Linked DNA regions of Homo sapiens: region 1 is linked to region 2. Evidence: read pairs that join two places in POLR2A ChIA-PET (ENCODE). Cell type or tissue: PC-9. All regions are shown on one strand. Links, peaks and the distances in the headings refer to the core of each region. The heading gives the core; the rest is flanking DNA. Region 1 holds the start of CYP4F8 (cytochrome P450 family 4 subfamily F member 8). Region 2 overlaps AKAP8L (A-kinase anchoring protein 8 like).

Region 1 (2,903 bases), core at 135-2,634, 200 kb after region 2:
CATGAGTGACTCCCCTCCCTCCAATACTCACTAGGGGACTTTCCATAAGCCAGGCTGTGTGATTTGGCCCCTGAGATATTCCTGGTTGGATGAGAAATCTTGGGGAGACTCCAGCCTTCTCAGGCACAAAACTCCCAGAGTAGAGAGCTCCCTCTGGACTATCTCTCCTGCCCTTGGCCTCAATTTCCTGTTCTGCTACCTGGTCCAGGAATCAGGACCTCAGTGATGAAACTTGGCTTCTCCCAGGCTGCAGAGTCCTGCTGGGGTGTGAGTCCTTGCTCATGGCTCATGAAAGTTCAACATATGCTTATGGCTTCAATATTGGGCCAGATTTCACTTCCCACCTTGGCCTTCCCAAGGATGAATTGTGTGGTCCCATGTGTTGGTGATCTCAGCATGAACTGCAAAGGAAGAAGAACTCATGTGCATTTTTGCGCAGCTGGGTGCCGCATCCCATGGCTGCCCTTGGAGGGTCTCCCTCTTCATTCATGTCTCTGCTAAAAGGTCACCTCCTCCTGGAAGCCCTCCCTGATTCTCTGATTTATTGGATTGTCTGATTTATTGGATCATTGCCTGTCTCTTTACGTGATGTGATACCTTTGACAGCTGAGCACTCACTGTTGCATCCCCAGTGCCTGGCACATAGTAGGTGCTCAAGAAACATATAGTTGCATGAACAGCCCTGAGAGGCATAGATTTTTCTTTTTATTTTATAACTGAAAGAAGCCCTGAGAATCAGAAAGGTTAAGGGGTTAACTCCCAGCATCCCTGCAAAGCCTGGAGCCAGGAATCTTAAAACAAGTCTACTTAAACTTGAAGGATTGTATAGGGATTTCCTGGGGTTCTATTAAGATGCAATCCTGAGTTAGTATTTCTGGATTGGGGCATGGGATTCTGCATTTCCTGCCAGCTCTCAGGTAATGCTCATGGCGCAGGTCCCTGGACCACACTTTGAGTAACTGAGCCTTACAGTTAAAGTGCATGTTGCCAGCTCCTTCCCTTCACCTCCTCTTTTTGAGGCTCTTTCCTCTGAAGACTCCTCCTCTGTCCCCCTCTAAAGCCCCTCATTCCACATCCCATCTCCCAAATGCAAAATCTGAGCTCACAGCAATTTGGGAGGCCGAGGTGCGCAGATCACGAGGTCAGGAGTTCGAGATCAGCCTGGCCAACATGTGAAACCCTGTCTCTACTAAAGATACAAAAAATTAGCTGGGCGTGGTAGTGGGCGCCTGTAATCCCAGCTACTCGGGAGGCTGAGGCAGGAGAATCGCTTGAACCCAGGAAGCAGAGTTTGCAGTGAGCCGAGCTCACCCTCCATCCCGTCGCGCCAATGCACTCCAGCCTGGGTGACAGCGCAAGACTCCGTCTCAAGAAAAAAAAAAAAAAAAGCCTGAGCCCAGGAGGGGCAGTACTGCCCATCATCAAAGCAAGGACAGAGCAGAAGGAGACTCCACTCAGGGTCCCCTGGCTCTGCCTTCCACTGTCTCGACCTCGTCTGCTCTCAGCTTCCCTCAGCGTTACCCTTCACAGGCCCCCTCTGTCCTCCTATGCTGAGCCCAGCATCCAGGTTGCTTTCCCAGCTGGTCTCGTTATCTCCAGAATCTGACCCTGGGTAATCCCCAGTGGTGCTGCATTCTTTGTTCCTGCTCCTGTCAGTCAGGTCTCAGCCTAGGTCCTGGGCTGCTGGGAGGCAGGACTTGAATTCCTGCCAGGCTGGCAGTGGAGGGCAACAGGCTTCTGTCTCTGAATCTCCTAAATCTGCACTGAGAAATGGTGCACAGCATTCTCCTGGCCCACATTTGGAGGGGAACTTGGGGGATGTTTTGGGAGAAGGCTTGGCCTCACCCAGCTCACCTGGCATCTGAACACTTCATTCCTTTACCTACCTTCCCCTGGTCTTGGAAAGGCAGGGTGGCTGCACATTTTGGGGCTCAGATCACCATTGGCTGCCCTCCAACTTACCCTCTGCCTTACATGAGAGGTACCAAGGACTGAGTGGCCATGCTCGGTCACCCTGAATTGGTTCTTCTACAGTTATGGTCCCCACCAGTCCCCGGGTTTTGGTTGGCTGCCCTGGCACAAAGGAGGCATCCAGGCTGTGAGGATTGGCTAGTCCAGCCCCGCCCAGCCTCCTGAAGTGTTTCCTAGATCTGGGGCCAGGAGCAAAAACCTCCTGGCAAAGGAGGAGAGGAGGTTGTGCGGGACAACCTTCTCCTGACAGAAGGTGCCAGGCTGGGGGTGGCAGGGCTGGATAGGGAGGGGCACTGCCCAAGACTGGGATGGCTCCAGGGAGCTGGCCCTGGTGATGGGTGCTTGCAGGTAACCAGAGGTCAAGTTGGCTGGTGGTTCTAGATGAGGCTGTCTGGTTTCTGGTCTCTAGTTTCCTTGATCTCTAATTTTGTGTCACTTCTCCTCTCCCCTCTCCCTTGGCCTCTTCCCCTGAGATTCCCTGAATCTCCCTCCATGCTCTTAACCATGTTTACCCATCATTGGTCCTGGAGCTCCCCAGCCCCTTTCCTAGGCCTCAGGACCTCACCCTCCATCCCGTCTGCCCTGCAGGATGTCGCTGCTGAGCCTGTCTTGGCTGGGCCTCAGGCCGGTGGCAGCATCCCCGTGGCTGCTCCTGCTGGTGGTCGGGGCCTCCTGGCTCCTGGCCCGCATCCTGGCCTGGACCTATGCCTTCTATCACAACGGCCGCCGCCTCCGGTGTTTCCCGCAGCCCCGGAAACAGAACTGGTTCTTGGGTCACCTGGGCCTGGTGAGTGGCAGGAGGATGGATCTAGTGTCTCAGGGTGGAAGGGTGGAAATGGGGCTCAGGCTGAGGGGGTGGGCTCGGGTCTGGGACGGCAGAGAAACTCACTCATTCCTCTGATCACTCACTCATTCCTCTTCCCACTCATTCC
Region 2 (2,903 bases), core at 285-2,784:
CCCCTGCGGTCTCCACTGTTTGCTCAACTGGCCTCTGGAAACTTGTTCTTTCAGCAATTGGGCCACCAGTAAAATGGCCTCAGACTTTAGGTAATGTGATCTGTGAGTACTGCAACTGCAAATGACAGCCTACCACACCCTCACAAGATACAGTCAGCAAGCTGCTGAGCAAAATATCTGTGTCTGTTCAGGCGAGAGGGGCCCTGGTGCTTCCCTAGGAAGGAAAGACGATCCATCAAACCCTCCAAGATCAATGGCAATCTCTGCTCTAACTCTATACCCTGCACCACATTAACATTCTGTTCCACAATACCATCTGCAAAGATCGCAGAGCAGGCCCTTCTGTAGCCAGTTTTGGCTCCTATTATGAATAATTCTTTTTTTTTTTTTTTTTTTTTTGAGACGGAGTTTCACTCTTGTTGCCCAGGCTGGAGTGCAATGGTGCGATCTCGGTTCACCGCAACCTCCACTTCCCAGGCTCAAGCGATTCTCCTGCCTCAGCCTCCCGAGTAGCTGGGATTACAGGCATGCGCCACTACGCATTTTGTATTTTTAGTAGAGACGGGTTTTCTCCATGTTGGTCAGGCTGGTATCAAACTCCCGACCTCAGAAGATCTGCCCGCCTCGGTCTCCCAAAGTGCTGGGATTACAGGCGTGAGCCACCACGCCCGGCCTAAATTCTTAGCTGGTTTGTAAAGTGTTCTCTTGGTACAATTTATCAGCCTGATTAGCGCTGGTTGAAAAAAATAAAATATGCCCTATATGGCCCTATAAAGCTAAATGTTAGATCACAGATTTCTTTTTTTTTTTGTTTGTTTGTTTTTGAGACGGAGTCTCGCTCTGTCGCCCAGGCTGGAGTGCAGTGGCACGATCTTGGCTCACTGCAAGCTCCGCCTCCTGGGGTCACGCCATTCTCCTGCCTCAGCCTCCTGAGTAGCTGGGACTACAGGCACCTGCCACCACGCCTGGCTAATTTTTTGTATTTTTCACAGAGATGGGGTTTCGCTGTGTTAGCGAGGATGGTCTCGATCTCCTGACCTCGTGATCCGCCCACCTCGGCCTCCCAAAGTGCTGGGATTACAGGCGTGAGCCACCACGCCTAGCCCACGGATTTCTTTCTTTCTATTTTTATTAGAGACAGGGGGTCTCACTGTCATCCAGGCTGGAGTGCAGTGGCACAATCACTGCTCACTGTGGCCTCAGCCTCCGGGGCTCAAGTGATCCTCCTACTTCAGTCTCCTGTATAGCTGGGACTATAGCCACGCACCACCAGGCCCAGCTAATTTTTGTTTTCTTTTTCTTTTTTTGTTTTGAGAGACAGGGTCTCACTATGTTACCCATGCTGGTGTTGAATTCCTGGGCTTAAGCAATCCTCTCACTTTGAGACCATGGATTTCTAGTTCTGCAGCAACACTCCTTGCTTTTAACCAATCTCTCGTCAACTTTTTTTGCTCAAAAATACAAAAGCAGGCCAAATGCTGTGGCTCATGTCTGTAATACCAGTACTTTGGGAGGCTGAGTTGGGAGGATCACTTGAGCCCAGGAGTTCAAGACCTGCGTGGCAACATAGTGAGACCTCATCTCAGAAATAAAAAATTAGCCAGGCATGGTGGCATGCACATGTAGTCACAGCTACTTGGGAGGCTGAGGTGAGGTGGGAGGATTACTTGAGCACAGGAGGGCGAGGCTGCAGTGAGCTATGATTTTGTGCCACTGCACTCCAACCTGGGCAACATAGTGAGACCCTGTCTCAACAAAACAAAACAAATGCTTCTCAGTTTTATACTTTTCCTTTCTCCTTTTTAAAAAAGAGTATATATTTTCTTGAGACAGGATCTTGCTCTGTTGCCCAGGCTGGAGTGCAATGGCATGATCATAGCTCAGCAATGTTGAACTCCTGGGCTCCAGCAAACCTCCCAGTCAGCCGGGCGCAGTGGCTCATGCCCGTAATCCCAGCACCTTGGGAGGCCAGGGAGGGCGGATCACAAGGTCAGGAGATCAAGACCATCCTGGCTAACAAGGTGAAACCCCGTCTCTACTAAAAATACAAAAAATTAGCCGGGTGTGGTGGCGGGCACCTGTAGTCCCAGCTACTTGGGAGGCGGAGGCAGGAGAATGGCATGAACCTGGGAGGCGGAGCTTGCAGTGGGCCGAGATGGCGCCACTGCACTCCAGCCTGGGTGACAGAGCAAGACTCCGTCTCAAAAAAAAAAACAAAAAAAAAATCCCAGAGTCTCGCTGTCATCCAGGCTGGAGCACAGTGGCACAATCATGGCTCACTGCAGCCTCAACCTCGCAGAGCTAACTTTTTTATTTTTAATTTTTATAGAGAAAGGGTCTTGCTATGTTGCCCAGGCTCATCTCAAACTCCTGGCCTCAAGCAATCTTCCTGCCTCGGCCTCCCAAAGTGTTGTGATTACAAGTGTGAGCCACCGTGCCTGATCTAAAAAAAAAAAAGAGTCTTATTTGAAGGAGTAACACAGAGTACCAAAAATTAAAAGATAACTGGAATTAGGTTAGGTTGCCTTCAATCTTTATTATCTGAGCCAAGAGTAGGGTGACAACCATCCTCAAAGATGGTCTCCATTCCTGCCTCTTAACGTTATGTAGATCCCTCCCAACTAATAGAGCTAGCCAGTGCAACCAATAAGATTTATGAAAATGACTGAGTGTGACTTCTGGGATTTTCGCCTTGCTCTTTCTGGGATCATTCAGTCTGGAGAAAACCAGCCACCATGTTGTGAGGATACTCCAGCAGCCAGCCCTAGGGAGAGATCCATGGGGCCAAGAATTATTGGCCAGCATCAGCCTGCCAGGCATGGGAGTTTAAGTCACCTTGGAGGTGGGACCTCCAGCCTCAGTCAGGCTTTCAGATGACTCTAGTCCACATAGAGATCCTAAAT

Evidence for each region. ChIA-PET counts read pairs that join two places held together with the same protein. Peaks named below come from ENCODE experiments on the same cell type or tissue, not always from the same donor. Only the 100,000 strongest peaks of a DNase experiment are listed, where the experiment ranks them.
Region 1: POLR2A ChIA-PET joins it to region 2 with 5 read pairs; 2 of 35 experiments call an interaction of 5 or more read pairs at or near these places.

The regions. Positions count from the first base shown.
Region 1 is chr19:15,613,057-15,615,959 of GRCh38, forward strand. CYP4F8 (cytochrome P450 family 4 subfamily F member 8) reads left to right here and starts at 2,162. Exons shown (of 13, transcript NM_007253.4): 1 at 2,162-2,224; 2 at 2,560-2,758. The coding sequence starts at 2,561. In PC-9, for the core only: no CTCF peak of the experiment used is centred there; a DNase peak (open chromatin) is centred at 1,655.
Region 2 is chr19:15,413,683-15,416,585 of GRCh38, forward strand. The region is part of intron 1 of AKAP8L (A-kinase anchoring protein 8 like); the gene reads right to left. Among named protein-coding and RNA genes, the nearest start is that of AKAP8L, 3.9 kb to the right of the region's middle. RefSeq lists enhancers at 356-857, 858-1,357. In PC-9, for the core only: no CTCF peak of the experiment used is centred there; no DNase peak of the experiment used is centred there.